Linked DNA regions of Homo sapiens: region 2 is linked to region 1. Evidence: read pairs that join two places in POLR2A ChIA-PET (ENCODE). Cell type or tissue: GM12878. All regions are shown on one strand. Each heading gives the region's core, and the rest is flanking DNA. Links, peaks and the distances in the headings are about the cores only. Region 1 overlaps TMEM267 (transmembrane protein 267). Region 2 overlaps NIM1K (NIM1 serine/threonine protein kinase).

Evidence for each region. ChIA-PET counts read pairs that join two places held together with the same protein. Peaks named below come from ENCODE experiments on the same cell type or tissue, not always from the same donor. Only the 100,000 strongest peaks of a DNase experiment are listed, where the experiment ranks them.
Region 2: POLR2A ChIA-PET joins it to region 1 with 7 read pairs; 7 of 35 experiments call an interaction of 5 or more read pairs at or near these places.

The regions. Positions count from the first base shown.
Region 1 is chr5:43,470,493-43,479,748 of GRCh38, reverse strand. All of the region lies in intron 1 of TMEM267 (transmembrane protein 267), which reads left to right. Among named protein-coding and RNA genes, the nearest start is that of TMEM267, 8.7 kb to the left of the region's middle. In GM12878, for the core only: no CTCF peak of the experiment used is centred there; no DNase peak of the experiment used is centred there.
Region 2 is chr5:43,230,279-43,239,534 of GRCh38, reverse strand. All of the region lies in intron 1 of NIM1K (NIM1 serine/threonine protein kinase), which reads right to left. It also overlaps the pseudogene TUBAP14. Among named protein-coding and RNA genes, the nearest start is that of NIM1K, 43 kb to the right of the region's middle. In GM12878, for the core only: no CTCF peak of the experiment used is centred there; a DNase peak (open chromatin) is centred at 5,412.

The sequences.
Region 1 (9,256 bases), core at 1,604-4,103:
CAAGAATGAGCATTGTTGTAGACTCCATTATCATTTAAAAAATAGTTGTTATCTGCAAAGTAAGTACGCTTCACATAAGGAATCTGCATAAGTTATTTCTTGTGTCTATTATTACATAACTATGAACAAATTGTTATGTTATACAATAAATTTGATTTATGAGATTGGATGTAATTTTATTAATACCAATTAGTGTTATATATTTAATGTGCATATTAATATATATTTATAATGTTATACCTTTTTTATTACCTTTTTAAAATTACACTTTTAAGAGACTGACTTTAACAATCAAGTATGAGTTGTTTAATTACTCCTGGCTTTAACTTTTCAAAGTAGCTTTATTGGTTTTATGGTCATAACAGTAAGACATCGAAATTTTTCAAAAATTCAAAAAAGGAAAAAAAGTAATGATTACATTTGTAAGCCCACCGCTGAGAAACAAACCAAATAAACAGTCTTCCAGATTTTTTAATAGACCTGTATATATTTTTTAACAAAAATGTAATTTTTTACATATTATTTTATAGGTTATCTTTTAAATTTGAATACTTAATGAACATCTTTCTATTTCAGTAAATATGAGAATAAGTATTTTTTAATGGCTGCATATTTGTGGAATTTATTTCACTAGTGCCATATTTCAGACATATACATTATTTTAAAATTTTTCTTGTAAACAATGCTATGCTGAATATTCATATATAGCTGTTCATATTTATCTAATTATTTCCTTATTTTCCTGGAATTGGAAATGTAGCATCAAAAGTGTTTGCTTATTTTTTGTGGTTTTTGATAAATAGTCAAATTGACCACGAGAAAGTTTATACCAATTTACATTCTTGCCAATAATCTTTGAGAGTGATCATTATTTCCCTACTCCTACTATCACAGAGTATTAGTAATCTTTTGTCAGTCTTACATTGAAATCTCATTGTTATAATTTGAATTCAACTGATTACTAATAAGATTGAAATCTTTTCATATTTTTTGACACTTTGTATTTCTTTTCCAAATTGTCTTTTTATGTACATTGCCCACATTATTATTGGGATGCTTATTTCTGTATTAATTTTAAGAGCCCTTAATACATTAGGGCTACTAATCTTTCTCTGTCATAAATGTTCTAAATTTCCTCCATTTATTTGTCTTTAACTTTGCCATGCAGAAACTTTATTGTGTAGTCATGCCTATCAGATTTTTAAAAATAATTTTGAGCTCTTCTAGCTAAAAGCTTTACATTATTATATAGTCATTCCTATCAGATTTTTTAAAATATTTTTGGGCTCCTCTAGTTAGCTGGACTATGTAGAATTCTGTTGACAAATTCATATAAGTATCCCAAATTTGATAACCCAGTTGATCACAAAAGCTATCTAACCATGGAAGTTTTCCAGGCAGCTAGTCAACCAAATTGATTCCCTTTCTTAATTTAATCAGAGAAAGAGTCTATATTGTAAAACATGGGGTGTGACGTTTTAAAATCTAAAGTTGTTTATATAAAATTACATTATACAGACTGAAAGTTGATTATCCAAACTAGGTTTTGTCTGATGATTGATTTTCTTCAGTGGTATTTAGTAATTATAGCCTTTTCTACCTAGTGATTACCGATATGGACAGGTCATTTCCTGTTCAATGTAATATATTTGGGAGGTTCCTCTTCCAATCTATTGTGAAGGAAGATAGAACCCATGTTCATCTATACAGATGTTCCTTTACTTATGATGGTGTCCATGTCCTGATAAACCCATCGTAAGTCAAAAATTACATAAGTTGAAAATACATTAACGCCCACAAACCCACTGTAGAGTCAAAAAAATAATAAATTGAACCATCGTAGGTTGAAACCATCTGTATATACTGAAAAGGCCACATACTCTTCTGTCTTCTCCAGCCTTGCAGCTTGAGTGTGGTCATATGACCTAGACTTAGCCAATCAGACACATACTTTACCTCGCTCCGAATTTTGTATTGAGAGCAAGAAACAAATACTGCCAAGAATCTTTTATAGCAGCAGCAGACAAGGCAGCACTGGCAGCAATGCCATTGGAAATACCTGGTGACAGGAGTTTGGTCAGTGCAAGCTGGGCTTGGTGGCAGGGAGATCTTCATCGGACCAGTTGTCTGGTGTCCTTTTTTTTTTTTTTTTTTTTTTGAGACGGAGTCTCACTCTGTTGCCAGGCTGGAGTGTAGTGGCGCATTCTGCTCACTGCAACCTCCGCCTCCTGGGTTCAAGCGATTCTTCTGCCTCAGCTTCCCAAGTAGCTGGGATTACAGGCACACGCCATCATGCCCAGCTAAATTTTTTGTATTTTGTTTTTAGTAGAGATGGGGTTTCACGGTGTTGGTCAGGCTGGTCTTGAACTCCTGACCTCATGATCCGCCCACCTCGGCCTCCCAAAGTGCTGGGATTACAGGCGTGAGCCACCGCCCCCGGCCTGTGTCTGGTGTCATTTTAACTGAAGTTCTTGAGGGATAGTTTCAAAGCCTGGTTTTCAAAACCTGACAAGTCTGTGATTTCCCAATTTCCTTATTTGTTGTTGTTGTTGTTTTTCAGACAGGGTCTTACCCTGTCATTTAGGCTGGAGTGCAGTAGGGCGATCGTAGTTTTTTACTGCAGCTTCAAAATCCTAGACGCATGTGATCCTTCTACCTTAGCCTCCTGAGTAACTAGGACTACAGGTGTACACCACCACGCCTGGCTTTTTTTTTTTTTTTTTCTAGTACAGACAGTCTGTGTTGCCCAGGTTGGTTTCAAACTCCTGGCCTCAAGCAATCCTCCTGCCTTGGCCTCCCAAAGTGCTGGGATTACAGGTGGGAGCTACCACTCCTGGCCTCAAAAATTTTAATATTTTTTTTTTTTTACTTATACAAAACTGTTTTTGCCCTTCCTTGCACTTGGAACCATAGCTGATAACGAGATCTGGGTCAAATATTACATCATTCCTCTACCAATTCAGAATTATGTACACATTTCTCCCCACCATATACGTACTGGGTCTGGTTCTCGATTTTGTATTCACCTTTATGTACTCACATTATGCTACTTTTTTTTCAAAAGTTTATTAGCATGTACTCTTTCAAATGAAATTTAAAATTATTTTGTGAAGTTCCTAGAAGAAAATCCCTTTATGATTTTGATTAAAATTGCATTAAATTTATAGATTAATTTGGAGAGAATAACACCATCAGTGTTGTCTTCTTATGCAAAAAAAAAAAAAAAAAAAAAAAAAAAAAGGTCTGGCTTTTGTATCAGTTAGGATCCATCAAAGAAGCAGAACTACTTTGTGAGCTAAAGACCTATGGAATTGTGGGAGGTGGCAGAGCGGTCTGCAGACTTGCCTCTGAGTCTCTTGTTCAGCCTGAAGTTGCTGCAGATCTACTAGACTGGCAGTCAGACAGGGATACTGGATGTGGATGAGAGAAAAGACAAACTGAAACCCTTGGGAACAAAACGGAACCTGCATCAGCCTCTCACCAACCCTAGTTTTGATGCTTGAGTAACCTGCAGGAGAGGATGACACTTTCGATGTCAGAGCTGCACTTGTGGGCCCAGGATTTGGAGAAGTGGAGAGAAGGTCTGATGGGAGTTGAAGGAGCTGCAGGTCCAGCTTCTTCCCCATGCCAGCAAGGTGAGCTAACAGATCGGCAGCACATGCAAACTTCACAGTGTGCTCTCCATTGACCTTCACGGTGTAAAAAATATGACTTGCTTCATTTGTGAGTTCCATATAATGTCTCCTATAGCCAACAGTACCCAGAACTATATAAGGAAGGGAATTCTGGGAAATGTTTTTAAGTCCGAGTTAGCTGAGTTGATACAGTACAAAGCCATTAGAGCTCTAGTTAACTGATCTTTTTCATCTTTTAATAGAGTTTTGTTGTTTCATTCTTGCTATTTTAATTCTTGGCATTTTGAGTTGCTGTTGTGAATGTTCATTTTCCCATCTTATGATTATTGCTATTATATTGAAAAATTGTTTTAGTTCATACCTTGAACTAACCACATTTTTCAACTTAAATTCCAACAGTTTTCTGTTGGTTCTCTTGGGTAGGCAGTCATTTCACCTGCAAACTAATGTAATTATCTTTTCCTTCCTGATAATGTAATGATACATTTTCTTCCCTCCCTCTCCTGCCTTTATTCTTTTTCCTCATTACATTGATTAAAACCGCCAAAACGATGTTATAATAGCTATACTGTTTCTGACTTTTTTTTAAATTATACTTTAAGTTCTGGGGTACATGTGCAGAATGTGCAGGTTTGTTGCATAGGTATACACGTGCCATGGTGGTTTGCTGCACCCATCAACCTGTCATCTACATTAGGTATTTCTCCTAATGCTATCCCTCCCCTAGCCCCCCACCCACCTATAGGCCCTGGTATTCCCCTCCCTGTGTACCCTCTCTGTGTCCATGTGTTCTCATTGTTCAACTTCCACTTATGAGTGAGAACATGCGGTGTTTGGTTTTCTGTTCTGTTAGTTTGCTGAGAATGATGGTTTCCAGCTTCATCCATGTCCCTGCAAAGGACATGAGTTCATTCTTTTTTATGGTTGCATAGTATTCTGTGGTGTATATGTGCCACATTTTCTTTATCCAGTCTATCACTGATGGGCATTTCGTTCCAAGCCTTTGCTATTGTAAACAGTGCCACAATAAACATACGTGTGCATGAGTCTTTATAGTAGAATGATTTATAACCCTTTGGGTATATACCCAGGAATGGGATTGCTGGATCAAATGGTATTTCTAGTTCTAGATCCTTGAGGAATCGCCACACTGTCTTCCACATTGGTTGAACTAATTTACACTCCCACCAACAGTGTAAAAGCGTTCCTATTTCTCCACATCCTCTCCAGCATCTGTTGTTTCCTGACTTTTTAATGATCGCCATTCTAACTGGCGTGAGATGTGGTTTTGATTTGCATATCTCTAATGACCAGTGATGATGAGCCTTTTTTCATTTTTTTTTTTTTTTTTTTTGAGACAGAGTTTTGCTCTTGTTGCCCGGGCTGGAGTGCAATGGCGTGATCTTGGCTCACCACAACCTCTGCCTGCTGGATTCAAGCAATTCTCCTGCCTCATCCTCCCGAGTAGCCGGGATTACAAGCATGCACCACCACGCTTGGCTAATTTTGTATTTTTAGTAGAGATGGGATTTCTCCGTGTTGGTCAGGCTGGTCTCGAACTCCCGACCTCAGGTGATCCACCTGCCTCAGCCTCCCAAAGTGCTGGGATTACAGGCGTGAGCACCACGCCTGGCAAATGTCTTCTTTTGAGAAGTGTCTGTTCATATCCTTCACCCACTTTTTGATGGGGTTGTTTGCTTTTTTCTTGTAAATTGGTTTCTCTGTAGATTCTGGATATTAGCCCTTTTTCAGTTGGATAGATTGCAAAAAATTTTCTCCCAGTCTGTAGGTGGCCTGTTCGCTCTGATGATCGTTTCTTTTGCTGTGTAGAAGCTCTTTCGTTTAATTAGATCTCATTTGTCTATTTTGGCTTTTGTTGCCATTGCTTTTGGTAACAAAAGACGAAGTCTTTGCCCATGCCTGTGTCCTAAATTGCCTAGGTTTTCTTCTTGGGTTTTTATGGTTTTAGGTCTTACGTTTAAGTCTTTAATCCATCTTGAGTTAATTTTTGTATAAGGTGTAAGGAAGGGATCCAGTTTCAGCTTTCTGCATATGGCTAGCCAGTTTTCCCAACACCATTTATTAACTAGGAATTCCTTTCCCCATTGCTTTTTTTTGTCAGATTTGTCAAAGATCAGATGGTTGTAGATGTGTGGTGTTATTTCTCAGGCCTCTGTTCTGTTCCATTGATCTATATATCTGTTTTGGTACCAGTACCATGCTGTTTTTGTTACTGTAGCCTTGTAGTATAGATTGAAGTCAGGTCACGTGATGCCTCCACCTTTGTTCCTTTTGCTTAGGATTGTCTTGGCTATTTATGCATGCTGTTTTTTGGTTCCATGTGAAATTTAAAGTTGTTTTTTCCAATTTTGTGAAGGAAGTCAATGGTAGCTTGATGAGGATAGCATTGAATCTGTAAATTACTTTGGGCAGTATGGCCATTTTCATGATATTCATTCTTCCTATCCATGAGCATGGAATGTTTTTCCATTTGTTTGTGTCCTCTCTTATTTCCTTGATCAGTGAGTGGTTTGTAGCTCTCCTTGAAGAGGTCCTTCATATCCCTTGTAAGTTGTATTCCTAGGTATTTTATTCTCCTTGTAGCAATTGTGAATGGGAGTTCACTCATGATTTGGCTCTCTGTTTGTCTGTTATTGGTGTATAGGAATGCTTGTGATTTTTGCGCATTGATTTTGTATCCTGAGACTTTGCTGAAGTTGCTTATCAGCTTAAGGAGATTTTGGGCTGAGACGATGGGGTTTTCTAATTATACAATCATGTCATCTGCAAACAGAGACAATTTGACTTCCTCTTTCCCTAATTGAATACCCTTTATTTCTTTCTCTTGCCTGATTGCCCTGGCCAGAACTATGTTGAATGTACAATTAAGTTATTATTCACTGTAGTTACCCTGTTGTGCTATCAAGTACTAGGTCTTACTCATTCTTTCTATTTTTTTTTTTTTTTTTTTTTTGTGACACGGAGTCTCGCTCTGTAGTCCAGGCTGGAGTGCAGTGGCGTGATCTCGTCTTGCTGCAACCTCCGCCTCCTGGGTTCGAGTGATTCTCCTGCCTCAGCCTCCTGAGTAGCTGGGATTACAGGTGCACGCCACCACACCCGGCTAATTTTTGTATTTTTTGTAGAGACAGGGTTTCACTGTGGTGATCAGGCTGGTCTTGAACTCCTGACCTTGTGATCCGCCCACTTCGGCCTCCTGAAGTGCTGGGATTACAGGTGTGAGCCACCGTGCCCGGCCTTCTGTTTTTTTAGTACCCATAAACCATCCCCACCTCCCCCTGCTGACCCCCCACCACCCTTCACAGCCTCTGGTAATGATCCTTCTACTCTCTATGTCCACGAGTTCAATTGTTTTGATATTTAGATCCCACAAATAAGTGAGAATATGTGATATTTGTGTTTCTGTGTCTGGCTTATTTCACTTAGCAAAATGTTCTCCAGTTCCATCCATGTTGTTGCAAATAACTGGATCTCATTCTTTCTTATGGCTGAATAGTAGTCCATTGTGAATATGCACCATATTTTCTTTATCCATTCATATGTTGATAGACCCTTAGGTTGCTTCCACATCTTAGCTATTGTAAACAATGCTGCAACAAACATAGGAGTGTAGATATCTCTTTGATATACTGATTTCCTTTCTTTTCGGTATATACCCAGCAGTGGGATTGCTGGATCATATGGTAGTTCAATTTTTAGTTTTTTGAGGAACGTTCAAATTGTTCTCCATAGTGGCTGTACTAATTTACATTCCCACCAAGAGAGTACAAGGTTTCCCTTTTCTGCACATCCTCTTCATCATTTGTTATTGCCTGTCTTTTGGATATAAGCCATTTTAACTGGGGGAGATGATACCTCATTATAGTTTTGATTTGCATTTCTCTGATGATCAAAAATACTGAGCACCTTTACATATGCCTGTTTGCCATTTCTATGTCTTCATTTGAGAAATGTCTATTCAAATATTTTGCCCATTTTTTATTAGATTATTGTATTTTTTTTCCTATAGAGCAGTTTGAGCACTTACGTATTTTGGTTATTATTCCTTTGTCAGATGGGTAATTTGCAAATATTTTTTCCCGTTCTCTGTGTTTTTTTCTTCACTTTACTGATTGTATCCTTTGTGCAGAAGCATTTTAACCTGATGTGATCCCATTTGTCCATTTTTGTTTTGGTTACCTGTGCTTGAGGGATATTGGTCAAGAAATTTTTGCCCACATCAATGTCGTGGAGATTTTCCCCAATGTTTTCTTGTAGTAGTTTAATAGTTTGAAGTATAGATTTAAGTTTTTAATCCATTTTGATTTGATTTTTGTATATGGTGTGAGATAGGGGTCTACTTTCATTCTTCTGCATATAGATATCTAGTTTTCCCATTACCATTTGTTGAATAGACTGTCTTTTCCCCAGTGTATGTTCTTGGCACCTTTGTCAAAAATTAGTTCGCTATAGGTGTGCAGATTTGTTTCTTGGTACTCTTTTCTGTTTCATTGGCTGATGTGTCTGTTTTTATGTCAGAACCATGCTGTTTTGGTTACTATAGCTCTGTAGTATAATTTGAAATCAGGTAATGTGATTCTTCCAGTTTTGTTCTTTTTGCTTAGGATAGCTTTGGGTATTCTGGGCCTTTTGTGGGTCCATATAAATTTTAGGATTTTTTTTTTTTCTGTTTCTGTGAAGAATGTCATTAGTATTTTGATAGGGATTGCATTGAATCTATAGATTGCTTTGGGTATTATGGACATTTTAACAATATTGATTCCTCCAGTCCATGAACATGGATAATTTTTCAATTTTTTGGTGTCCTCTTCAATTTCTTTCTTCACTGTTTTATACTTTCCATTATAGAAATCTTTCACTTCTTTGGTTAATTCCTAGGTATTTAATTTTATGTGTGGCTATTATAAGTGGAATTACTTTAAAAATTTCTGTTTCACATTGTTCAATATTGTCATATTGAAATGCTAGTGACTTTTGTATGTTGCTTTTGTATCCTGCAACTTTACTGAAGTTGTTTATCTTCTCTCTTTTATCTTCCCTCTTTTTTTCTTAGTCTGGCTAAAGTTTTGCCAATTTTGTTTAACTTTTAAAAAAACCAACCTTGTGTTTCATTGATCTTTTGTATTTTTTTATTTCAATTTTATTTATTTATTCTCTGATCTTTATTATTTCTTTTCTTCTACTAATTTTGGGCTTGGTTTGCTCATGCTTTTCTAGTTTAATAGTTTTAATAGTTTTCTTGTCGCGTCTTTAGGTTTTTCCAAATATAAGATCATATCATCCGCAAACAAGGCTAATTTGACTCCATCCTTTCCAATTTGGTTGCCTTTTATATCTTTCTCTTATCTGATTGCTCTAGCTAGGATGTCTATTACTGCTGAAAAACAGTGATGACAATGGGCATCATCCTTATCTTGTTCCAGATCTTAGAGGAAAAGCTTTCAATTTTCCCCCATTTGGTGTTGTGAACATAAAATATCTGAGACAGCTCTCAATCAGTTTAGAAAGTTTATTTTGTCAAGGTTAAGGATGTGCCCGTGACACAGCCTCAAGAGGCTCTGATGACATGTGCCCAAAGTGATCAGGGTACAGCTTGCTTTTAT
Region 2 (9,256 bases), core at 4,308-6,807, 240 kb after region 1:
CAGGCGCGGTGGCTCACGCCTATAATCCCAACACTTTGGGAGGCCAAGGCAGGCGGATCATGAGGTCAGGAGTTCGAGACCAGCCTGGCCAACATAGTGAAACCCAGACTCTACTAAAAATACAAAAAAATTAACCCGGCATGGTGGCGGGCACCTGTAATTCTAGCTACTCAGAAGGCTGAGGCAGGAGAATCGCTTGAACCCGGGAAGCTGAGGTTGCAAGTGAGCCAAGATTGTGCCATTGCACTCCAGCCTGGGCAACAAGAGTGAAACTCCAACTTAAAAAAATAAATAAATAAAAATAAGAGAGGAGATAGCAGCAGAGAAATGTCAATACATTTTTGGGGAGATGGAGAGATGGCAAGAAAATTAGTGATAAGCAACTTTGCAGACAAGGAAGAAAACTGCAACCTAAATTCCTACATAAGGGCATGCCAATGAGATTCACCTTTCTGAGTGCTCAAAAAGGCTTCAAACTATAAGATACCAAGTACCTCAAAGGTTAGAGGAATAAAGCAGGATCAAAATCATGGAAACTGTTTGAAGTTAGAGCAGTGAGACCCCACCCCCCGCCCCCGCCAGCCTTTCCCTCCTCAAAGATAGGTTGTTACTTTCTCTACCCCATCCCAGCTCAGGAACACAAGGCACAGGACGGAGGATTAGGTAAAAGTCTGTGTTGTAGAATCCCTCATTCTCTTCTCCTTGCACTCTTGGTTCCCAGAATGGAGGAAAATAAACATAAAAACCTCGAGGTTGGCTACTCCTCTTTTGGATAGACTAACTCAAGAGAAAAGACTTTCTGAAACCTACGTTTGAAAGTTCTCCATCAAGAAAGCCACATAGCCATCTACCGCACAATCCTCCAAGTGCCAGTTTCATGCACACGCAGGGAGCTTCCAACCAAGTTTCAGTGCATTCTGCTTAGAATGAATGACTGAATAAATGTTCAGTCAAGAGGCATGAGACATCTGAGGAAAGGCTCCAAAATGAAAGAAAGAAACCATGCTCAACCTAAAAAACAATCTCTACAACAAAAAGGAACTTGAAGGAAATGTAGAGCCATGAAGAAGCAGAAGATAAAAGATAAGGTATTGGATCCATAAAACCAGAACAAATGCTAAAAACAAAAAAAAAATTCAAAGACAATTCAGACAACAAGAAAGAGCTGTCTTGGAAATTAAAGAATTAAATTGGCCGGGCGCAGTGGCTCACGCCTGTAATCCCAGCACTTTGGGAGGCTGAAGGCGGGCAGATCACAAGGTCAGGAGATCAAGACCATCCTGGCTAACACAGTGAAACCCCATCTCTACTAAAAATACAAAAAATTAGCCGGGCGTGGTGGCGGGCGCCTGTAGTTCCAGCTACTAGGGAGGCTGAGGCAGGAGAATGGCGTGAACCCGTGAGGCAGAGTTTGCAGTGAGCCAAGATCGTGCCACTGCACTCCAGCCTGGGCGACAGAGCGAGACTCCATCTCAAAAAAAAAAAAAAAAAAAAATTAAATTGAAGAATTGTGAAAGAAAAATCGAGAAGAGATAAGCAATATAGAAGACACGAAAACTGGGTAATCAATTCAGAAAGTCCAACATCTAATTATTAGAATTTCCCGTTACACTATTATGCTCCCAATAAAGTAAAACATATGGTTTCTGTTTTACCTGAATTGCCAGCAAATCTCAGAAATTTAAAAAACAGTACAGTGAGAAAAAACTCTGAATTCTTACACATTCTAGTGGAATAAAAAAGTAGAAGGAAAAAATCTAAAAGAAAAGGTAAATCCTGTTTGGGTGTGTGTATCTATGGGTATTTAAATATTCATTTTTATTTTGCATAATTTTTTCCCAGAAATTTTCCTTAGAAATCTAGAAATAGGAGTTCTGAAGCACAGGTTGTGGGGTTGCTCTAAATAGTATATATTTTTGACTACTTTCTAGTAGAGTCCAAAACATCAAGCTTCATAATGTTGAAAGCTAAGCAAATAACGGAAGTGATCACATACCTAATTAAAAACAAAATTTCAGATGTAAGTGAGTTTTTTGTTGTTGTTCTTTTGCCTTTGCCCTTTAGATTTTGATCAATTTTTATGGACATTAATGAGAGCTTAGAAACTCAACCAGACAAAATTATGGAGTCACATCACTGCAGATCAAAGCCTCTGGAGCAGGTAGAATGGTCCTTAATTATTAGCTTGCTGTTGCTATATAGCAATGCATTAAATAAGATGAAAGAAAACAGAGCTTACTTGGTAATTCATTTTCTTGACTTATAACCCACTGTGAAAATAATATCAATGAAAACCATCTCACCTTTGTTCTCTCTGAGTTTAACTTACAAAACTTCTGGGCGAGGCTCTTAGGCAACCTTTTCATTGGTTGGCAAGGCCAGGCATTGGTTTCCTTAAAAGAAAAGCTGAGTATTCTCTGTGTGTGGCAACAAGGTTCAAGACAGCTAGTCCTCAGTTATAATCCTTCTCAGGCAGGTGCACCCTCAGGGAGAATAATTAGCAAATTCATCTCATTTGAAAGTATATTTTACCATTTTGAAATCATTTGCGTCATCTTTGCTTTTAGCTCAGCTCTTTATTTCTCAGCACACATGTCAAGATCCCCATGCAGTGCAATGGGGGAAATTCCAAAGCAAATAGAAAAGCAGTCAGTATGCGCTGGTTTCTAGGACAGCAGTTCTGCTCTGTGACACCACCTCTCCCCTACTTGGTCTCAGAGCGGGGCTACTCAGCCCAGGTCTACCCTCATCCAGTTCACACCCAGCATCCAGGGACAGTCCATCCAGTCTGATGGGTTTACATCAGCTCTTCCCATATATTACTTCTACAACACTTGAGGTTCCCTTTGCCATCAATGCCACAGACTCAAACGCCTAGAACAGTGCAGGAGTTCTACGTCAGTGACCAAGTGCAGTGCCTATGCCTGGCGTGGTGAGGCAGCCCTTGCTCAGCTCCAGCCAGGGCAGCCATGCCAGAATGCAGGTTTACTTTCGCCAGATCTTATAATTCTTGAAAAGAAACTGGCAATTAAGAATTTTTTGGTAAACTCTGTCAATTTTTTATTTTTTAGTTTTTTTTTATTTAGAGGCAGGGTCTCACTACGTTGTCCAGGCTGGTCTTGAACTCTTGGCCTCAAGAAATCCTTCTGCCTCAGCCTCCTTGTAGCTAGGATTACAGGTGCAATCCACCCACCAAGTCTGGCGACTCCATTTTTTTTTTAATGTTTATGTTTTTTTGGTGGTTTTTAAATTTTGTTTTGTTTTTTGTTTGACACAGGATCTCACTCTCACCCAAGCTGGAGTGCAGTGGTGCAATCACAGCTCACTGCAGCCTTGATATCCCATTGCTCAGGTGTTTCTCCCACCTCAGCCTCCTGAGTAGCTGGGACTACTGGTACACACCACCATGCCTGGTTATTTTTTGTAAAGACAGGGTTTTGCCATGTTGTCCAGGCTGATCTGCAACTCCCGGTCTCGAGTAATCCACCCTCCTTGGCCTCCCAAAGTGGCTGTGATTACAGGCGTGAACAACCATGCCTGTCAACTCTCAATTTTTAAAGTATAGATTAACTCCTTTTAAAACACTGGCGAAGTGAAACTGAAGTGTCAGGCTGGATTTGGCCTCCAGGTTGGCCATTTCCAGGCTCTGTTCTAGGTTTCATGGGAGAATCATCCAAAAAAAAAAAAAAGATGGGGAGGGAATAGTTCATAGGTCCGTAGTCAAATACATCTGGAACTGCTGCACATTATACCCCTCTTAGATATTTGCGTTAGTACCTTACAGTCTTGTAGTTTTAAAACCACACGCACAAACAAATGTCTGTTTAATTCAGTGGTCCCCAAGTTTATTTAACCATCTAATTCATCCTTACTGAATACATTTTTGTCATTGACATTTTCCTTATGACTCTAACCTCAGAGGTGGACAAAGCTGTCAAATATCTGTAAGAATTTAGGTCCCAACAGGAAGATTATGAAAACAATTCAGTATAGAATGAAACAGAAAATAGATAGTTGAGTTTAATCCACCAATGCAGCAGATGAGGTGGGAGCTACCCATCTGTGGGGTCTGGAATGACACAGTAGTAGCTTGACAATTGAGTATCTCTTAACCTTGAGAAGATTTAGTGTTAAAAACAAAAATGCTTAAGAGACTCAAACCCTCCAGTATTAATATTTTTGTCTTATGAACTTGTATGAAATTGGTATTTCAATGTACTTGTTATGTGAAGATAATTTGGCATAATAAATAACAAAATAGTTTTGTGACTCTAATTTAAAATGAAGAATTGGATAATTAATTTAGATTTGTGATTTTAAGTTGAACTTTTATTGTTTTAAAATAGCACTGAATGAAATGTATTTAAAAGAGCTTAAGGTTCACCCTTGTCTATATGTTTAAATCATTATATTTGTAAGAATTACTAGTATTCTGGAAGCATTTTTGTTATCAAATAAAGTTTTTTAAAAGGAAATGAAACAAATTATAAATGCAGTTTAAAATGGTTAAAAAGGTTTCATTAAGCTTTGAATGGGATCAAACATTAATCCTTAAAAATTGTTGTCAGACAAAATAATGTCTGGAATTTGCTTTAAAATAGGCCGGGCATGGTGGCTCATGCCCATAATCCCAGCACTTTGGGAGGCCAAGGTGGGCAGATCATGTGAGGTCAGGAGTTTGAGACCAGCCTGGCCAATATGGTGAAACCCTGCCTCTACCAAAAATACAAAAATTACCTGGGTGTGATGGCAGACACCTGTAATCCCCGCTACTCAGGAGGCTGAGGCAGGAGAATCGTTTGAACCCAGGAGGTGGAGGTTGCAGTGAGCCAAGATCGCGCCACTGCATTCCAACCTGGGCAACAGAGCAAGACTGTGTCAAAATAATACAAAATAAATAAAATACTATAAAATAAGTCCCCATCCGCATGTTGGCCAGGCTGGTCTTCAACTCCTGACCTCAGTTGATCTGCCCACCTCAGCTTCCCAAAGGGCTGGGAATACAGGCATGAAGTACCATGCCCAGCCAATGGGAGTTTAAATTAAACAAGATTAGCCATGAGCTGGGAATTTTTTATGCTAGGTGATGAGTACATGGAGAGTTGTAATGTTCTATACACCATTTTTGTGTATATCTAAAATTGCTTATAATACAATTTTTAAAATAATTGTTAAAATTAGCCACATCAAAAAATATAATATTTGTAATAAGATGCTAGGCGTTTTACAACAGGCAACAGTGCTCATTAAATGCATGCATTGAATGAATGAATGAATGAATGAATGAATGAAAGAATGACACGACATGACAACTCTGTAAAGTGAGGTATTGTCATTCCCTTTTCACAGATACAAAAACCAAAACCAAAACTAAGGCCATCTGAAGTTAAGGCAGTTGCCCTTGATTTCCTGACTGTTAGCTCTGTGAAGGTGAAAACTGTGTATTTAAGTAAACATTACAACATGTGAAACCATGAATTTCAAAGATCTGAGGTAGAGAATGAAGTCATGTCCCAATAGAAACCCGAGTTTCTGCAATGAAAATTTTCATCTCATTTATCATTCATTTCCAAAACACAAATCTTCCCATCTTCTCTGAGGACCTATGCCTGCCTCCAAACAAAAGGAATAGCATTAAGATACTGAATGGAATCATGCATTGAATCACAAGAAGGTGGCCCTGAGCAGCAAAACAAAATGTATTCTTCATCTGCTCAGAAATAACTAATTTAGGAAACGGTGCGGGAACACTCATACCCGTTTGCAGCTAATGGTTTATTTTTAGGGAATTAAAAATATTTGTAAGTCAAAGCAGAAACTGCTCTTTTGCTGCCTTGTAACTTTCTCCAGCTCTAATGTAGCGTGCTCACTAAGAAGCAGAGAACACTTGAGGGATGCCCTTAGTGGGTGTTAGAAAAACCTCGTTTTCTATTTGAGCAAAACTCAAGAAAGTCTATCAGGGTAACAGGCCGCAAGGCTATGGCTATGGATAAGGAAAAGAGTGTTGTGGAACAAAAGCTCCTAGTTTTATCACCATAAAACCATAAAATGTTCAAGTGGATTTGAAACCTTTATTAAGAGCCTCTCATACCTGGTAAGTGATCCCTTCACACAGAATAAGCAACCCATCTGATAATTTTTAAATATTTACCCAGCACTGGAGGTAAGTGAGAGGTGGCAGTTGTTAGGGACAAGAGGAAGGTTAAGTTTTTTTTTTTTTTTAAGTGTCACTCTTGCCTTAGAAGAAGGAAAGAAAATAATAGGCAGGTTCTCTTATATCAATCACCTAAGAGTCGCACTGTAAGAAGCAACAATCTCTCCTTGTCTCCACCATCGCCTCGGCAGCCGTGAAGCAGTAATCATGCGTGACCGCATCTCCATCTCATTGGCCAGGCTGGTGTCCAGGTTGGCAATGCCTGCTGGGAGCCCTACTGCCTGGAACATGGCATCCAGCCCAATGGCCAGATGCCAAGTGACAAGACCACTCGGGGAGGAGATGACTCCTTCAACAGCTTCTTCAGTGAGACGGGCTCCGGCAAGCATGTGCCCAGGGCAGTGTTTCTAGACCTGAAACCCATGGTAATTGATGATGAAGTTTGCACTGGCACCTACAACCAGCTCTTCCACCCTGAGCAGCTCATCACAGGCAAGGAAGATGCTTCCAGTAACTATGCCTGAAGGCACTACACCATTGGCCAGGAGATCACTGACCTCGTTTTGGACCAAATTTGTAAACTGGCTGAACAGTGCATGGATCGCCAAGGCTTCTTGTTTTTCCACAGCTTTGGTGAAGGAATTGGTTCTGGGTTCACCTCCCCGCTCATGGAACAACTCCCGGTTGATTACGGCAAGAAGTCCAAGCTGCAGTTCTCCATTTACTCACCACCCCAGGTTTCCACAGCTGTAGTTGAGCCCTACAACTCCATCCTCACCTCCCACACCACCCTGGAGCACTCTGATTGTGTCTTCATGGTAGACAATGAGGCCACTTATGATATCTGGCATAGAACCTTGATACTGAACGCCCAACCTATACTAAACTGAATAGGTTGATAGGTCAAATTGTGTCCTCCATCACTGCTTCCCTGAGATTTGATGGAGTCCTGAATGTTGATCTGACAGAATTCCAGACCAAGCTGGTGGCCTATCCCCCCATCCACTTCCGTCTGGACACATATGCCCTGTCATCTCTGCTGAGAAAGCCTACCATGAAACAGCTTTCTGTAGCAGAGACTGCCAGTGCTTGCTTTCAGCCTGCCAACCAGATGATGAAATGTGAGCCTTGCCATGGTAAATACATGGCTTGCTGCCTGTTTTACCGTGGTGACATGGTTCTCAAAGACGTCAATGCTGCCATTGCCACCATCAATCAAGACCAAGTGTATCATCTAATTTGTGGTTTGGTGCCCCCTGGCTTCAAGGTTGGCATTAACTGCCAGCCCTCCCACTGTGGTGACTGGTGGAGACCTGGTCAAGACACAGAGAGCTGTGTGCATGCTGAGCAATACCACAGCCATTGCTGAGGCCTGGGCTCACCTGGACCACAAGTTTGACTTGAATGTATGTCAAGAGTGCTTTTGTTCACTGGTACGTGGGTGAGAGAAGGGAGGAAGGAGAGTTTTCTGAGGCCAGTGAGGACATGACTGCCCTTGAGAAGGATTATAAGGAGGTTGGTGTGGATTCTGTTGAAGGAGAAGGTGAGGAAGAAAGAGAGGAATACTAAAGTGAAAACGTCACAAAGGTGCTGCTTTTACAGGGAAGCTTATTCTGTTTTAAACATTGAAAAGTTGTGGTCTGATCAGTTAATTTTTATGTAGCAGTGTATGCTCTAATATACAACTACTGACCTATGCTTTAAAACATGAATGCTTTTGCAGACCCAGACTGTCCATTTCTGTGATGGGTTTTAAAAACAATAATAATAATAAATGTTTTTTAAAAGTGAACAAATATGTAGTAACAATCTGAACTAACAGAATAAATAATACTTTTAAAAAATCTTCATATATATGGAGATTTAATATGTAATAGAGGTGGCATTTGAGACCACTGGGAAAAGGTAAACGATTCAATATTATGATGCTTGCAGGGGCTAAACCAAGAGATGGCTTCAGCTTTCACACCACCACAAATTCTTCATTAGCCCTCATTCTTTGACACACATAAGAAAATTATACATTTATAAATATAGATATATAGATATAGATAGAGGAAGAGATAACTAGAGTTTCACTCTGTCACTCAGGCTGGACTGCAGTAATGAGAGGATGGCTCACTGCAGCCTCGATCTCCTGGACCCAAGCAATCCACCCAACTCAGTCTCCTGAGTAGCTGCGACAACAAGCTTGTGCCAACATGCCCAGCTAATTTTTTATTTTTTGTAGAGATGGTGTCTCACTATGTCGCCCAGGCTGGTGTTGAACTCCTGAGCTCAAGTGATCCCCCAGCCTCAGCCTCTCAAAATCCTGGGATTATAGGTGTGAGCCACAGCATCCAGCCAAGAAAATAATATATTTTTTGATTAGTGTAAAGTGCCATGCAAATACAGAGGCTCATGCCTCTTCTAGTAATATTACTATTCCAAGACACACCCATATAGAAATGCTGGAGTCACTACTGGGTGTCAGGACAGACCATGTGCATATGCACGTAGTGCGTACTTGTACATGCACAAAAAAAAGCTCTGGTAAAATGCAGATTGAACTAGTGGGTGACAAATGGGGAAGGAGTGTGAGGTACAGAATTGGGGAGGAGTGAAAATGACGGTGATGGGGGTTGTTATCCCCCCTTCATCTGTTCTTTCTTCTATAGCAGTGGTTCTCAACCTTAACCTGCATGAAAATCACCAGAGAGCATTCAAAAAATGCAGAAGTCTAGGCCCTGCCCCCCAAATATTGTGATTGAATTGGCCTGTGGAGTGGGAGGTGTCTATTTGTTTAAGTTTTCCAGGTGATTCTGTTGTGCAGCCAAACTTGAAAACCACTATTTTATAACAGAGAAGTTTTAGCTGGGCACATTGCTATCCAACTGAGGACTGTATTTCCCAGTTTTGGCTATAGTTTAGTTTGGCCATGTATCTGAGTTCCAGTCATGGGCTGTGAGCACAAGTGACATACGTGACTGCCATGTTGTGACCTTTAAAAAAAGAAGCATGACCTCTCGCCTCTTCCTTCTTCCCATCTTCCTGCTAGCTAGAATGTGGACACAGTGGGGTAAATGGAAACAGCCACCTTGGACCAAGATGGAAGCCATGTGC